Linked DNA regions of Homo sapiens: region 2 is linked to region 1. Evidence: chromatin loops called from intact Hi-C (ENCODE). Cell type or tissue: spleen. All regions are shown on one strand. Each heading gives the region's core, and the rest is flanking DNA. Links, peaks and the distances in the headings are about the cores only. Region 1 has its middle 5.0 kb from the start of PLPP7. Region 2 overlaps NUP214 (nucleoporin 214).

Evidence for each region. Peaks named below come from ENCODE experiments on the same cell type or tissue, not always from the same donor. Only the 100,000 strongest peaks of a DNase experiment are listed, where the experiment ranks them.
Region 2: it touches region 1 in a loop (1.9-fold over the local background); 27 of 110 quality-filtered maps call a loop at or near these places.

The regions. Positions count from the first base shown.
Region 1 is chr9:131,280,557-131,288,882 of GRCh38, reverse strand. It overlaps a transcript of FAM78A not described here. Among named protein-coding and RNA genes, the nearest start is that of PLPP7, 5.0 kb to the left of the region's middle. RefSeq lists enhancers at 1-887, 4,972-5,829, 5,830-6,688. In spleen, for the core only: no CTCF peak of the experiment used is centred there; no DNase peak of the experiment used is centred there; H3K4me3 peaks cover 891 bases; H3K27me3 peaks cover 2,993 bases.
Region 2 is chr9:131,234,167-131,242,492 of GRCh38, reverse strand. NUP214 (nucleoporin 214) reads right to left here. Exons shown (of 36, transcript NM_005085.4): 36 at 7,830-8,326. Among named protein-coding and RNA genes, the nearest start is that of FAM78A, 38 kb to the left of the region's middle. RefSeq lists enhancers at 4,080-4,239, 4,036-4,603, 4,659-5,159, 5,160-5,660, 2,696-7,584. In spleen, for the core only: no CTCF peak of the experiment used is centred there; DNase peaks (open chromatin) are centred at 2,702, 3,662, 4,292, 4,983 and 2 weaker places; H3K4me3 peaks cover 1,477 bases; H3K27ac peaks cover 4,650 bases.

The sequences.
Region 1 (8,326 bases), core at 90-8,089:
AGGGGACGAGAGGCTGCAAACCCAGAACGCAGACCCAGAGGGCCCAGCTGAGGATTCCGGATGTGAGGGAGGTATCCCTGCTCCCATCTGGACCACCTGTGGGAACCCGAAGTCTCCACAGCCCTTTTAGGGCTGATTGGGCCTGGGCTCGATGGGGGAAGCTGCCAATTTAAGCTGACCAGAAGAGTCAGAAGTGAGCTCCTCCGTCTCCTGATTCTCAGTGGCCAAGGCCTGTCTGCTCGCCCAGATGAAGGCAGGGGGCTGCAACTTCTCTTCCAACCATGGAGCCAGCCCACGGTGCCTCAGGCCCACCTAGAGCCTCCCAAGAACAGGAAGCTGCCCTGGGAGGGAGTGGGTGTTCCCTGGCCATGGGGGATGGGCACCCAGGCTCTGGAGTCAGACAGACGGGGCTCTGCCCCGCCATCAACCAGCTGGGAGACCTTGAGCAACTCACTTGGCCTCCCTGGGCCTTGGTGTTTCCACCTGTCGCATGGGAATGACAGTGTCCACCTCTTAGGGCTCTCGTGAGTCCGGGTGAGACAGTGTTTGTGAAACGCTGAGCTGAGTCCCTGCTGCAGAGTGAGTTAGGAATCAATTTCAGCCCTGTGGGTTAGTAATTGATTTCATTTGACAAACGAGGCACAGCCGTCTCTTCCTTTTGAGTGCCCGCTTCAGAAGGGCCCAACCCTGTGGTCTGGCCTCCACCCCTTTCCTGGCAGGGATGAGGCCAGAGTCCAGGAGCCTTCAGTCTGGGGTTCCCTGCAGACGCCCTGGCTGGGTCCAGCTGGGCTGGAGCAGGCTAGACCTGCCTCATTCCCCACTCTTCCTCTCCAGCGTGCTCCACTCAGACTGTGCGGCCATAGAGGGGATGTCGTGGCCGCGAGACGTCCTGCCATCTTGGGTGCAGCAATGATGACATGTGCTGCTTCATCCCGGACACTAGACGGCTGGAACCTGGCGCACATGGAAGTGTGCACGCCAGGCACGGATATTGAGCGTGTATAAGCTCTTTGTGTGCTGAGCTCTCTATGTGTTCAGCTTATCGACAAAGTCTAATGACAGTCCTGTAACGCAGCTGTGATATCCCCATTTACAGACGTGGAAGCTGAGGCTGAGTGGGTGAAGGCCTCGAGCCAGGAAGCTGAAAAGAGAAGGGGTCCGGCTCCTAAGTGGTCCCTATGGGGGGTGGCACGAGGGCCGCTGGACTCAGATCCCTGGACCACAGGGAACTGATCTGCTCATCTCCCCACCAAGCACTCACCCCATTCTCCCTGGGTGGCCTCAGGAGGGGCACAGGAGCCCGGCCCAGACAGGGGCTATTAATACCCAGAGGCTGTGTCAGCATTTCGTCTGGCTAGAGCTGCTGGCATGTTCTGAGAGCCACAATGGGCCTCACACTGTTGGGGCCATGGGGTCTGATTTGGCTCCTGCCCAGCAGTAGTTAAGACATAAAGTCTGGGGTAGGATGGCCCCAGGTTCAAACCCTGGCTCAGCCACCTCCAGAGTGACCCCAGGCAAATCCTTTCGCCATTCCAAGCCCGTTTTCCCCTTTGAGGGCTGGCAAGAAGATTGTGTGAAGGGCTCTTTCTGTCTGTGATGGTTTTGGTGGCTTCCTCCAGGACCCTGAGACCTGCTCCTCTCCCTTGTATGGTGGGGTGACACTGTTCACAGTCTCAGGTAGCTGGGAAGCAAGAGCAAGCAAGCTTGGTGGGCTAACCTGAACCACCTACTATAGCACCCAGATACAGGGAGGCAGGATGGGACCACAGACACTCCTGGTTGCCTCAACCCACAAGCCTTTATTTTTACTTTATTTTTTTAGAGACGAGGTCTCACTATATTGCCCAAGCTGGTCTCGAACTCCTGGGCTCAAGTGATCCTCCTGCCTCCTCCTCCCAAAGTGTTGGGATTACAGGCACGAGCCACTGTGCCTGGCCCCCACAAACCTTTATAAGCACCCAATATGGGCCGCACAATCCCACTTCCCAAGAGACTGAGAATTCATTCATTCATTCATCCATCCATTCATTCATTCAATGCTTTTATTGATCTCGTCCTCTCATTGATCTCGCAGTCTAGTTGGGGATACCAGGACACACATCCACAAAATAATTAGCCAATTTATAAAAGAGTATAATTTTACCAATAGCCTTATTTTTTCTTACTATCAAAGTGTTACATACTTACTGCAATAGATTCAACACACGCGGTTGATATAGGTTTCATCCTACCACCCAGTGTTAACGTGAGGGTGATCAGGATATAAACGGTTTCTCACTTGTCTCATTTCCAATTACTAAAATATTTTGCATCAACCAAGCATTACTTTATTAATTAGAAAATAATATATACTAAATAAGCTATATCTCTATATATCATATATATGCAACATACACAAAAATATGCATTTAAAAATTATTATTATTATTTTTTGAGACAAGGTCTCACTCTGTCACCCAGGCTGAAATGTAGTGGCATGATCTTGGCTCACTGCAATCCCTGTCTCCCGGGTTCAAGTGATTCTTATGCCTCAGCCTCCCGAGTAGCTGGGACTACAGGTGCATGCCACCACACCCAGCTAATTTTTGTATTTTTTGGTAGAGACAGGGTTTCAACCATGTTGGCCAGGCTGGTCTTGAACTCCTGACTTCAAGTGGTCTGCTGCCTTGGCCTCCTAAAGTGCTGGGATTACAGATGTAAGCCGCTGCGCCTGGCCCCAAAATATGCATTTTAAACATGTGATGACATTATACATTCTTCTGAAAAGCAACCTATCCTTTTCACTTAACAATATAAATCTGGCCATGTTTCCATGACACTCTATTATTTTTCAAAGGCTGCCTGGCATTTTGTCACATGGATGGGCCAGAATTTATGTAACCAATCCCCTGTTATTGGACATTTCATTGTTTCCATTGTGTAACTATTCAAAAACTACTCTAGGGTGGCTGTCCTTCTGCATATATCCCTGTGCTCTAAAGCAGGATAGAAACAAGTAGTCAAGGCCGGGCGCAGTGGCTCACGCCTGTAATCCCAGCACTTTGGGAGGCCGAGGCGGGTGGATCATCTGAGGTCAGGAGTTCAGGACCAGCCTGACCAACATGGTGAATCCTGGTCTCTACTAAAAATACAAAATTAGCTGGGTGTGGTGGCTAACGCCTGTAATCCCAGCTACTTGGGAGGCTGAGGCATGAGAATTGCTTGAACTCAGGAGGCAGAGGTTGCAGTGAGCCAAGATGGCACCAGTGCATTCTAGCCTGGGCGACAAGAGCGAAACTCCGTCTCAAAAAAAGAAAAGGCCGGGCCAGTGGTTCACGCCTGTAATCTCAGCACTTTGGGAGGCCGAGGCAGGTGGATCAGGACTTTGAGACCAGCCTGGCCAATGTGGTGAAACCCCGTCTCTACTAAAAATTCAAAAATCAGCAGGGCTTGGTGGCGTGCACCTGTAATCTCAGCTACTCAGGAGGCTGAGGCAGGAGAATCGCTTGAACCCGGGAGGCAAAGGTTGCAGTGAGCCAAGATCGCGTCATTGTACTCCAGCGCCTGGATGACAAGAGCGAAACTCCGTCTCAATTAAAAAAAAAAAAGAAAAAGAAAAAAGAAACAAGTAGTCAAGGTGGGGTGGCTGGGACCATGCTGGGAGGGATCCCCATGGGATCTGGTGGGCTAGCCCAAACTACCTACTGTAGCGTCCAGACATGGGAGGCAGGATGGGGCCACAGACACTCGCGGTTGACAAGCCAAGTCCAACCACCCTCTTCCCATGTTAGAGGAACAAGTGCAGGCCCAGAGTGGTGACATCACTTGTGAGGCCACACAGCTAGCCAGGGCCAGAGCTGGGACTTAGGCAGGCCAGTCCCTCTGACTCTGAGCCTGTGAGCTGTCCTCCTGGCCACGTGTCCCACAGCTTCTCTGTTCCCTGCCTGCTTGGCCTCGTCTGTCACTCATTCACTTACTCATTCAGTTTCATTCATTCACTCACCAACACTTTTTTTTCTTTTTGAGACAGGGTCTCGCACTGTTGCCCAGGCTGGAGTGCAGTGGCATGATCTTGGCTCACTGCAACCTCCAACTCCCAGGCTTAAGTGATCCTCCCACCTCAGCCTCCCAAGTAGCTGGGACTATAGACGCATGCCACCACGCCCGGTTAATTTTTCTGCTTTTTGTAGAAATGGAGTTTCACCATGTTGTTCAGGCTGGTCTTGCATTCATGAGCTCAAGCAATCTGCCCACCTTGGCCTCCCAAAGTGCTGGGATTACAGGCATTGGCCACCGCACCCAGCCTTCACCAACACTTCTTGAAGCCACAATGTGCCAGGCCCCATGGACGGACCAATGAGAAGAGCAAAGATGACCTTGGTGGCCCTGTCCCCTTAGACCAGTAGACGTCCCAGGAGCCTTGCTCCACCTGGGCCTTGTTCCAAATATCGATTGCTGAGAGGTGGGCTGGGAGTGAATTGATTTGCCAGGGCCCACAGCTGGTACAAGGATTCAGACCCAAAGCTCAGCCTAAATCCCTAACCATCTGACAATACTACTTCTCTCTCACTTGACAGCAGGAGTTTTCTGGCAGCTTTTGGTACCTAGAGCAGTTTGGACATTGCAGACACTTGTTTTCTGTCTTTAAGAGTTTAAGATAGTTACCATAAATACAAACATGCATATTTACCCCTGGCTTATACCTAACCCTTGCTATGCCTGTGCCAGGCTTGGAGTAGAGTTTACGCCCTACATCACCCAGTGTAACCAGCACAGACACTTCACAGACAGGGCTTTTCACGCCCTGCACACAAAGGGGAAAACAAGCTCAGAGTTGAGGGATCTAGCCAGGCCACTGCATGAACCAGCAGGGAGCCCCAAGTCAAATCTCACCCCCCACCCCTTGCCCTCTTCCCTCTTCTGCTCTCTGCTGTTTTCTTGTTTGTTTTTTTGAGACAGGGTCTCGCTCTTTCACCCAGGCTGGAATTAAGTGGCGTGATCTCAGCTCACTGTAACCTCCGCCTCCCAGGTTCAAGCGATTCTCCTGCCTCAGCCTCCCGAGTAGCTGAGACTACAGGTGTGCACCACCACGCCTGGCTAATTTTTTGTATTTTTAGTAGAGATGGGGTTTCGTCATGTTGCCCAGGCTGGTCTCAAACTCCTGAGCCCAGGCAATCTGCTCGCTTTGGCCTCCCAAAGTGCTGGGATCACAGGTGTGAGCCACCACGCCCAGCCTTCTTTTTTTTTTTTTAAGCCCATATCCCTTTCGGACGCAGCATAGCCTCACCTCTTTATTCTGTGAGTGTTTGGGGTTCTGTGTCCTGCTAGGAAAAGGCTAGTCCCCCGGGGCGGGGACTGTCGTCTATTTGTTCACTGGTGGGACCCAGGTGCTCAGGCAGTGCCTGGCTCATAGTAGAAACAACTTCCAAGCCGGGCTCGAACCTGCTACACACCTGGTCATCAAAGATGGCCAGTGGGACACTGTTAGGGGACTATTGTGACACTATTGGGGGACTGACGGCAGAAAGGAAGGGGAGGGAGTGGGTGAGAAGCTCCACTCTGGGTGGGGCCAACGGCCTGGCAGCTGCAGGGGAGAGGAGGGAGGGTCCGCCGCGGGCTCCCCTGCCAGGAGGGCGAGGGAGCCCCGCGGAAAGCATTTTTCACCCCCGCCTCCCGCCCGGATCGCTTTCTCAGTTCGCATTTCTAAGGCCGCTCCTGGGTTATTTTGGTCGGGAAACCTGATCCTTCGCTGGGTTTATTTTAGCACCTTGGAGAACTCCCAGTCCCGCACCCGATCCCAGGCCGCCCCCTCCGTCCTTCCCCGGCGGCGGGGGGCGGGGGACCGCGGGGCGTGTTGGTGGGCGGCGCGCCCCTGGCCCGGCCGGGGTTGCCCGCGTCCCCCCACTGGCATCTCCTGCTCGTGGGCTTCTGACCTCTCGGACGGAGGCTGCTGGGTGGGACTGGTGGTGAGCGGGTGCAGAGGGGCGGCGTCGGGGTGGGCGGGGCGGTGCTGAGCGCGCTGCAGCTCCGCGGTGCCGGCGTTGGGCTGCCTGAGCCTCCGGACCTGGGCTGGGAGACTGTGCGTTCTGACGCGCGCCCCGGGCGGGGAAGACCTTAGGCGCTCAGGGCGGTGGCTGGAGGCTCCTAGAAACCTCCAGGAGGATGGGGAAGCCCGGCCAGAGGGGGAGTGGAGGGTGTTGCGGGGGTTCGGGGGGCGGAGTGCGAGGCCAGGAGCCCTACCTGGGACCCTCGGTGGGCAGCGAGGGACAGTCCCTACTCGCCCCTTCCTGATCTCGATTCAGCCTCAGTGACTCGGACTCAGCCCCACACTCACACCCAACACACCCGCATGTGCAGACACACTTGCACACTCACACTCATGCACACCCACAGATGTGCTCACCACACAATCCAGTTCACACCCACACCCACACAGACACACAGACACATGGCCTCATCCACAGACACACATGGACCCAAACACACAACCAGAACACACACTTAAACACATCCTTACACCCCCACTTTCATCCCCTCACACAATACACACACGGTTATACACAACTTGCACGCACGTGCCCATCAACACCCATACCACATATGCTCATTCACACCATTACACACCCCATACACACATGGACACACACCCACATGGCATGCAGGCACATACACTTACAAGATGGACACACTCATACACACCCACAGTCACCAACAACTGTCAAATATAGCCTCACACGCAGAGATGCACACTCACATCATCACGCAGAGATGCACATGCCCCCACACGCCCTATCCCACTGCACACACACCCCACAGCCTCACAACCCACAGCCCTGGTGCACGCACCCTTCCTCCAGCTCAGCAGCAGACACACACATCGAAACAACTGACCGACATACCTCCTGATTTATAGCCATCGATGCTTACTCATAACCATTTTGAGCATCAGTCTGTACCTATTTATTATTGATGATAATCAATACCCTCATTCATGGCTCCTGGCATTATCCCCGACATCTCAGGGAAGGGGATGTGAGTGCTGTTGTCTGGGCCTGGCTGTGACTCCTCCGCTATATCTTCTCAGTGCCTGGCCCGGCGGACGTGTCCGGTCCACACTGGGGAAGGAATGAGCTGGAACAGTGGGCAGGTGCCCCAAGCCTAACTTGCCCTATAAGCCATGTGGTTCTGAGCTTCGGCTGAAAAGGCCCCAGCCTCCAGATTTGCAGCCAGCACAGGCAGCGGTTTCAATCCCTTGTCCCATGCCCTGCCATACCCATGCGGCACCATGGCCCTCAGTGGAGAGTGACGCTCTCACTGAGTGCAGGGCCAGAAGACCCGGGTTCTAGTGAAGGAAGCCTCCCTGGAGGACTTCACTGGGCCTCTGTTCCCCACCTGTAGGGGAGGCTGCTGGACCAGCTCTCTCTGAGATCTTGTCCCTACTCCCCTGGCCAGGCTCAGCCTGCCCCCTGTCCCAGTTAGGCAGGTCAGGGATGCAGACATGCCCTACGCCTCCATCTGCCACCTAGCCTCTCAATGTCTCCCACCTTCAGACACCTGTTTGGCTCTTTGGCCCCACCCACCTCCCTGGTGGACATTCCAAGCTTCGTCATTGGCTTTCGGTCTGGTCCCCAACAGTTGGGGAGAGAACGCTGTCTCCCAGGGCAACAGAATTCCAGCACCGAACATTTCCATCTGCAGAACAAAAACTTTTCCCTCTCTTGAGATTCCTTTTTGGCCTCTGATGACCCCAGCCTTGAAGGTGGCAAGCCCTTGGAGGACCCGCTGAAACTCTGAATGCAGAGTGGTCCATGAGAGAGAAAGAGCCTTGGGACTGTCTCTGGTGGCCACTGAAAACAAGGTCCCTATACTGCAAGGAATGCTGGTGAGAGCGCCCACTATATCCCAGTCATCCAGCCTCTGGGTCTTAGAGCCAGGCCCCCTGGTTCCATCCACCCCTCCCTCTTCACCAGGCCTCAGTGTCCTCATCTGTAGAATGGGATGATGACAGGGTCGGGTCAACCCCTGATCCCTGGGTTTCTCTGGATCAGTTCTGGGATCATTGTGGAAAGCCATGAAGATGCTGTGTGCAAAGCCCCAGCTCACGGTGATGCCTGCAAGGAGACACTGCAGCAGTCTCTTTTCCAAAGACTTCCCAGGTCCCTGCAGCTTGGCAGGGTCAGTGTTGTTTCTACTTCTGACTTGCTGTGTGGCTTTGGGTTTTCATGACTTCTCTGGGCCAATGTGCCAGGAATTGAGGACCTTGTCCTCCCACTGACAACACTTTGAGCTCCCAAGTGGCCATCCCAGTGTTCACCATCCCGGGTGGGGGATGGGGCCGTGTCTCCCC
Region 2 (8,326 bases), core at 321-8,320, 47 kb after region 1:
ATTTTTTGTATTTTTAGTAGAAACGGGGTTTCACCATATTAGCCAGGCTGGTCTTGAACTCCTGACCTCAGGTGATCTGCCCACCTTGGCCTCCCAAAATGCTGAGATTACAGGTGTGAGCCACTGTGCCCAGCCACTTTCTCACATTCTAACATCTGCAGATATAGTATATGACTAAGTGGGAAGTTTATATTTATTATTATTATTTTTTGAGACAAGGTTTCCCTCTGGTGCCCAGGCTGGAATACAGTAATGCCATCACAGCTCACTGCAGCCTTGACCTCCTGGGCTCAAGTGATCCTCCTACCTCAGTCTCCTGAGTAGCTGGGACTACAGGCACATGCCACCATGCCCAGCTAACTTTGATTTTTTTTTTTTTTTTTTTTGTAGAGACAGGGTTTCCCTATGTTGCCCAGGCTGGTCTTGAACTCCTGCACTCAAATGATCCTCCTGCCTCAGCCTCCCAAAGTGCGAGGATTATAGGGGTGAGCTATTGCACCCCGCCCAAGCAGGACTTTTTTGTTCTGTTTTTTTTTTTTTTTTTTTTTTTCAGATTCAGCCTCGTTCTGTGGCCCAGGCTGGAGTGTGCAGTGGCACGATCTTGGCTCACTGCAACCTCCACCTCCCGGGTTCAAGCAATTCTCCTGCCTCAGCCTCCCTAGTAGCTGGGACTACAGGCACATGCTACAACACCTAGCTAATTTTTGTATTTTTAGTAGAGACGGGGTTTCACCATGTTGGCCAGGCTGGTCTTGAACTCCTGACCTCAAGTGATCCGCCCACCTCAACCTCCCAAAGTGCGGGGATTACAGGCATGAGCCACCATGCCTGCCCTTAGCCTGTTTCTGTAGGCTCATGAGCTGTTTCTTCTTCTGGTAGTGGATTTTGACCTTCTTCCTCTTCTCCAGGGTGGCTGTCACCACCTGGTACTTCCAGGCAACCTTGTGAGCCAGGCGCCCCAGGTGGGCAGACTTTCTCAGAGGCGTGAAACACAGTCTTAATGGCAGCGGGAACCACCCTCTGCTTTTTCTTGTCATAGGGTGGTGGGATCCCACCAGATACTTGGAGGTGGTCAGGGCAGCCTGGCCTCACTTAAGTCTTTTTAAATTTAAATTTAAATTTTTTTTTGAGACAGAGTTTCGCTCTTGTTGCCCAGGCTGGAGTGCAGTGGTCTCAAACTCCTGACTTCGTAATCTGCCTGCCTTGGCCTCCCAAAGTGCTGGGATTACAGGCATGAGCCACTGTGCCTGGCCAGTCTGTTTTTGGTTTTTTTTTTCCGAGATGGCATCTTGCTCTGTTGCCCAGGCTGGAGTGCAGTGGTGCGATTTCGGTTTGCTGCAACGTCCTCCTCCTGGGTTTAAGCGATTCTCCTGCCTCAGCCTCCTGAGTAGCTGGGATTACAGGCACCTGCTACCACGCCTGGCTAATTTTTGTATTTTTAGTAGAGATGAGGGTTCAACAGCTTGGCCAATGCTGGTCTTGAACACCTGAACTCAGGTGATCCACCTGCCTCAGCTTCCAAAAGTTCTGGGATTACAGGCGTGAGCCACTGTGCCCGGCAGGCCTCACTTAGTCTTCGGGGCAGCATGCCCCACACAGTCTGCCTAAAGATGTGGCTGGGGGCCTGGAAGTGGTAGGGGGCGCAGGATAGGTTGGCGTTCATCCACTTGCAGGGGAAGGGCAGGCACTTTCACTTGTTTCTGTAGAAATTGCCAGAAACGCTGATGCCCTTGCCACCCAGGACCACCACCTCTTGGTCCAGCAGTACCTATTTGGCTGTGATAGCCACAGGTGGCCCAGGAGATGGCCTCAGCCACTGCGTACCAGGGCCTGCCCCTCTGCTACCTTTGACAGCCGCCCGTTACCGGGTGCTTTTGTATTCCTATGCGCTTCTTGGGCTTTGTTCTGGGCTCTTACTTGGAAATAGTTTGATTTGTTTGGGTCTTGCTTTTAAGCGTTGTTAGGTGAGATCCAAGTGGCATTCTGGGTAGGACTCATATTCTCCCAGCACCGAGACAAAACGTTTCTGAGCACTGTTTCCAATGCGAAGTGATTTATGAGGCTTTCCACTTCGGCCGGCAGGAAGAGGCACTATTCTTCGCCCTAGAGTTCTGAAGAGTTTGCCTCTAATCCTCTCATGTTGTTTTCCTTCTCTAGACCCGGGATTTCCTCACATGTACCAAGCTGAGCAGTACTCAGTTGAATACTCGAGAGGACCCTCCGCAAGGGTCCAGAGTTCTCTCTGTGTGAGGCCCTCTCCTCCCCAGTCCTCTGCTTTGTAAACTCCGGGAGACTGTCGGGCTCCTCTTGGGCTCTCCTTCCATGCACTGTGATCTGGACACACTCTCCAGGCGGTAACTGGGGCAATCATATGGCTCATTCATTAGTTTCTTGAATCTTGGGGATCACTGTCCTTCCTTGTCTGATGTCTACTGTCTTGATTTTTTTTTTTTTTTTTTGGCAGAGTCTCACTCTGTCACCCAGGCTGGACCTTTGCGGGTCCCCGAGCCCCATTCCTGAAGTGAGTGCTGCCGGTCAGCTGTGGGATCAGGGAAGACTTCGTGGGGCACTGGGGTCCGTCTGCTGGGGCCTGGGTCTCTCCCTGAGAAGGCAGGGAAGCCACCGTGAGCACCCCAGTGACTCTGCCAGGCGCTGCCCTGAGCCCCGTGCAAGCCCTGCCCTGTGAGGCACACGGCACCTGCCTCATTTTCACGGGGGGCAGATGGGACGGCTTGCTCCAGCTGGTGTCTCAGAGAAAGGCCTCCTCCCCAGGGCCTCCTGCACCCAGTCTGCACTCTTCACCACTCACCTGGCTGCCCTGCCCTAGTGCGTTCCTGGGATGAGACCCAGAGGACCCCTGGGCAGGGTGGGGGAGCCCTGGCCTTGCTGTGTGCCTCTGGTGCCATTAGCTGGCCCTGTGCCCTTGAACTGTCTGAATACCTGCTATCTCTTGTCATCTCAGGTGGGGGTCTGGCTTTTGAACAAGTCTTGGCTTCTTTCTAGGAAGTCGTGCTGGGAGTCATTTATCAACAGTTCCTGACTCTTGCTCTGTCCTGGCACTGCCCTCACAGAGCTGCCCGTTGCTGGGACGGACTAGATAAATGAATGAAACCACCGACTACACGAGAAATTTCAATTGCGACGGAGGCCTCAAAATAGCAGTGCGGCAGGGCAGGAGCACACAAAGGGAGCCAGTGCCTGTGAGCAGGTCAGCCCACCAGGAAGGCTCTGCCGTGGGGAGGTGGCGCTTAAATGGAGACCTGCAGGATGAGCAGGAAGGGACAGAGGATGGAGCGGTCCTGTGGCGACGAGGAGAATGGGCCATTTGAGAAGCAGAGAAAGTGCAGAGGGGCCTGGAGAACCGCAGGGAGAGTTAGATGCGGAAGGGGGCAGGAGGGGGAGGAGGGCCAGACAGGAGGGCCTGCAGGCACTGTGAGGGCTGCATGGCAGCCAAGCCCCCTTCTAGGCTTCCAGATGGAAAGGCACTAGGTGAGGTCGAGAAAGCCAACATCCGATGGGCCACAAAGCAAAGCTGCTTCTGTACCCTCACGGGCCAGGATGCCAGCAAGGAGAGGTCGCCTCTAGCCAGGACCGGGCTCGGCTCTTGTCTCATATGCTGGGGCTCCCGCCTTCCATCCACAGCCCACTCGCTCCCCCCACCCCTGCCTGTGGCCTCTGCAGCTGGCAATCTAGGTCTGAAAACAATGCAGAGAATCTCCGGCCGGCCGGGGCTGCGGTATGGATGGGCTTCTATTTATAACAATGCAGCAACTGCCACCTCAGTGGGCCTGTGGCCTGACCTCTGGTGGGACTCTGGCAAGCCTCAAAGCCAGACCCCAGAGGAGACGGCAGAGGAAGGGCAGATGACACAGCTGAAGGGTATGGAGCCAGCTGCTCCCACCCTGGAGTCCTCGTCAGGACCCGCAAACCCCTGTCCATGTGCGGTTCACGCCAACATAAGCTAGACAGGCCCGGCCTCTGCCCAGCCCCCGCCGGGCTGCCGTTGTAGACAGATCGTGATCACAGATACAAACAGGTGAGAGGCAGCAGAGGGGACAGGTAACTGCGTGGTGTCAGGGTTATTTGCTGTGACTGATGTCAAGGCCGGCTTGTTTTCACAGGGTGGTCTGCTGGTCGGTAAGGGGTTCAGCAGTGTTGCTGGCACCAGCCGGCAAGATTTCTTTGGAAATGAACAGGTATCTTGGAGAAGAATCAGGAGATCCAATGGTAGCCAGCCAGGGCCTGGCAGGAGCGGGAGGGAGACACTGCCCGGGCCCCAGTGCTGGCTCCGCCCCTCATTCTCTTGTGAGACTTGGGCAAACCGCTTCCTGGCTCAGCCTCATTTTCTCATCTGAAAGCTGTGGGTTGTAGTACGTGGCTCACAGGGTGAAATGTGAAAATGTCAGTGAAGGGCTTAGCATAGTCAGTGCTGGCATGCTGTAGCCATCCAGTGAGTTGTTACTATTACAAAGCAATTTTTAAAAAGGAATGTGTGTTAGAAACACAACCAGCAGGAAGTGAGCTGTGCTTCCGTATAGCAACATCAACGAGGCAGCGGTTCCCAGCCTGAGTGCCAAGGACCCCAACTCCAAGGAGAAAGGTTCCGAGCAAACGTATTTGGGAAATGGCGGACTGTTTCCTCTTGTTGATTTACAAAACATATTTGCATATTAAAGGCTCAAAAAGGTCTTTTTTATAATAAAAAGATGTTAAATTTTGTTCCATCCACTCTTCCTAAACTTATATGGCCATAGAGCCCCCCCCCACCTTTTTTTTTTTTATAGAATACTAACTTCCCATAGGAGACATTTTGAAAACGGCAGAAGTTTGGGGGTTGATACACCCTCCATCCAATTGCTCCTCCTCCTTTCCCCAGGAGGAAAGTAGAGAGTGATGTTGAGACAGAGCAATGGGGGTGCACACGCAGGAATCCGACCAGCTGGCAGCCCAGGCTGGGAGATCCACTATCCCTGCCTTCCAGCCAGGGTGCTCCACGGACTTCCTCAGAGGAAGTTCAGGCAAGAAGCCCCATCTCTGGCATGAAACTGGGCCAGTTTTGTTGGCTGAAAATCAAATGCCGAGAAGTACTGGACAGGTCTTCTAAGAGAAATTACAAATGGGGCCAGGTGCACTGGCTCATGCCTGTAATCCCGGCACTTTGGGAGCCAAGGAGGGCGGATGGCTTGAGTCCAGGAGTTCAGGACCATCCTGGCTAACACGGTAAAACCCCGTCTCTACTAAAAATACAAAAATTAGCCAGGCGTGGTGGTGCACGCCTGTAGTCCCAGCTACTCGGGAGGCTGAGGCAGGAGAATCCCTTGAACCTGGGAGGCGGAGGTTGCAGCGAGCCGAGATTGTGCCACTGCACTCCAGCCTGGTGACAGAGCAAGACTCCGTCTTAAAAAAAAAAAAAAATAGAATAAACAACTAAGTGGCAGTCCAGAAGCCAAGTGGGGTGAGCTGCTGCAAGGCAGGATGAGGGCAAGGAAGGTCTTTCCTCCTCTGTTACAGGGACTCACAGAGGAGGGTTCAAAGTGTTTTGAGTGGCAAGGAGGTGACTTGGCCCACTTGTGCTTTTAGAGTTTTTCTTTTTTGAGCAGGTGCCAGAGCGGCTTAAATTTACACTTGTGTTTCTTATCAACAATTTCAGATAAAATCCCTTAGCCTGGATTAACTGCAAAATAAACATGTTCATGGGAGCTGGGTTCTGTTTTTCAGATGCCCCCTGGGTGGGTATTTATGGCTACTGTCCTTAGATTAAAGCAGAAGGCCCATGGGGTTCATGGACCATCTGTACAAGAATCACCCACTTTAGGAAAAACACAGATTCAAGGGCCTAGCCTAGCCCTGATGAAAAATCTCCAGCGAAAGCCTGAGCGCCGCACTAGAGCCGCACCATTCCCCAGCAGCAGGGTCCTGTGTTTGATAAGGGGCCTGAAGGCCAGGCAGGAGATGTCCCCACCCCACAGACCAGATGAGGTCAAAGTGGGAACCAACTTGGGATCATTTAACCCAGATGTCAGGCCAGAGCCTGCGGGTGAGCGTAACAGCATCGCCAAGACTGGGAAGCAGCTTTGGGCCAGGTGCACCTCATTTAGTCCGAACCGCCACCCTGCCAGACAGGTATTCGAATTCTACTTTACAACTGAGGGGAAAAACTCTCAAGACACAGAGGCCAAGTGCCTCGTTCTGGTTACAGAGCTGGTGGGGGTAAGAGTGAGGGCAGCCTGCACAGTCCACTCCTTCTCTGTAATGCCAGAGACCTGACCTAGAAGCCTCTCTGGAGGCTGCCACAGAGAACGCAAAGCTGAAAGCAGGCACCAGGACACTCACAGGTGGGCAGGGCCATGTGGAGGGGACCACCGGCTCAGCCACATCACCGTGCCACAGGACTCATACTTTTGCCCAAACGAGAGGCCGGGATTGTGGGTGTCGTGTAACTGGGGTTCTACCTGTCCCTGAGGAGCTCAATTTGGCCTCTATCCCTATGTTGCCATCTGAAGCACCAATTACCAGTGTGATATGTGTGTCTGGAAAAGCCAAGCAAAACACAGCCTAGCTCAGTCTGCGCCCCCTTTCCTGAGTTACGCGGAGCAGAAACATAAATGAAACCTCCTGTGCCTGCCGCTGCAGCACATGCCCCAGAAGGGCTGCGTGGGCATCCCTGGGGCCCCTTCTTGTCATCCAGGCTCTTTGCCTGCCCCGATTTGGAGATGGCTCAAGCCCCGCCATCTCCTCCCTGGGCAGGTGGGAGCGACTGTGCATTCCAGCCGGATATCCTGACAGTTCAGGCGTCAGGGGATGCAGGCTGAGCTGACCCCTGCCATCTACCGCTGTAATCACCCCCAAAAAAGGAACTTGGAGGGGCTCACATGCCAGTAGTACATTCCTCCGGGGCTGCTGCCTGACAGGGAGTGGGGGTGTTATCTGCCTGAGCACAGCTGATAGTGCCTTATGGAGAGATGTCACATGCCACCTCAATGGAGGATCAACGCAGAGAATTTGAGGTCAAGGGTTTAGGCCGAACCATTTCTATTTATAAAAAGGAGTGTCCAGGGGGAAGCAAAAGGGTAGGAGAAGACTGGCTCGGCCTGGGTGCCAGTCGGCAGGATGACAGCCAAGGGCAGAACGGAGCCTGCAGAGCTTCAGGTACATCTCTCCCTTTAAAGCTAAGCCCTCCGCCACGAGCCTCTCCTGTCAGAGCTTGAGTCCCTTTGTCTCTAGACTAGCACGAGCCCACGTGGGAGAAAGATGCCCTGTGACTGGTTGTGAATGTCATGGGGACTGTCCCCCCACTTCACCTGTGAACACAGGGTGGAGGTGACAGGCTCTTCAATTCTCAAGGACCAAAAAGAGCACACATTAAATTTATGGAGACCCCAGCTCTTTGCGAGAGGCAGAGCCCCTAGATAACGGACCGTACAGACAGCCCCTCCCTCTCCTAACTGCACAGAGCGCAGGGTGACAGTCATCCAGAGACACCACGGATCTAATTCCAGCTCTTGGCTCTGCTGGCATCTGGTTGAGGGAGGGATTTCTGAAACCCAACAGTGCTATACAATGAGATTCCTCTTCTCGTGAGCTTAAGAAATCACCAAACACAAAGCCAGGTGGGCGTCCAGCCTCTATCGGAGTCCTCTGGAGCCAGAGTCCCCAGGATGGAGGCTGGGAATGTGCACTTGACAAAGAACTCTGCAGGTGACCCTGGGGCACAGGCGAGATGGGGACCTTCAGACCAGGTGGTGACACAGTGGAGACCTCACCATGGTCTACTGTCCCCACATAAGCCATCAGAACCAAGGAGGTCACACTGTCTGCAACATGATGAATTAATGTCATGTCAAACTTTTATTAAAACATTAAAAAAATACAACCTGCCAATATGTAAAACTCTAAAAAAAAAAATCTCTTCCCAACTCCCCGCTGCTCATGACCCAAGCCAAAGCACTGTCAGATTCTGGGCCTGAAAGAGAAATTCTTACATCTGTTTTCAATGCGAGACGGTCCTTGTTTGATGGCAACTATCTAGGATGTTACAGGCCTCAAAGATACTGCATTAAAGATAAAGAAGCACTCTAATAAAACTGCAGTGATGAGCTCTGGGCCGTCCTAGCAAACACTGTTGTCAAATCCAGCATCGTTCTGCTAGTGTTGTCTGGCAACAGCAGTGTCTGTCTTCACACTTCCTGGGTCTACCCAAGGGCTATCTGCACTGTGGTTAGTAGACACTGGGTAGGTGTGGCTACCAATGTCACTGCCACATACAGAATATAAAGGCTGTCTTCTCAAGTGACCGGCCCCCTCCTCTCTGGAGTAGGACACATGG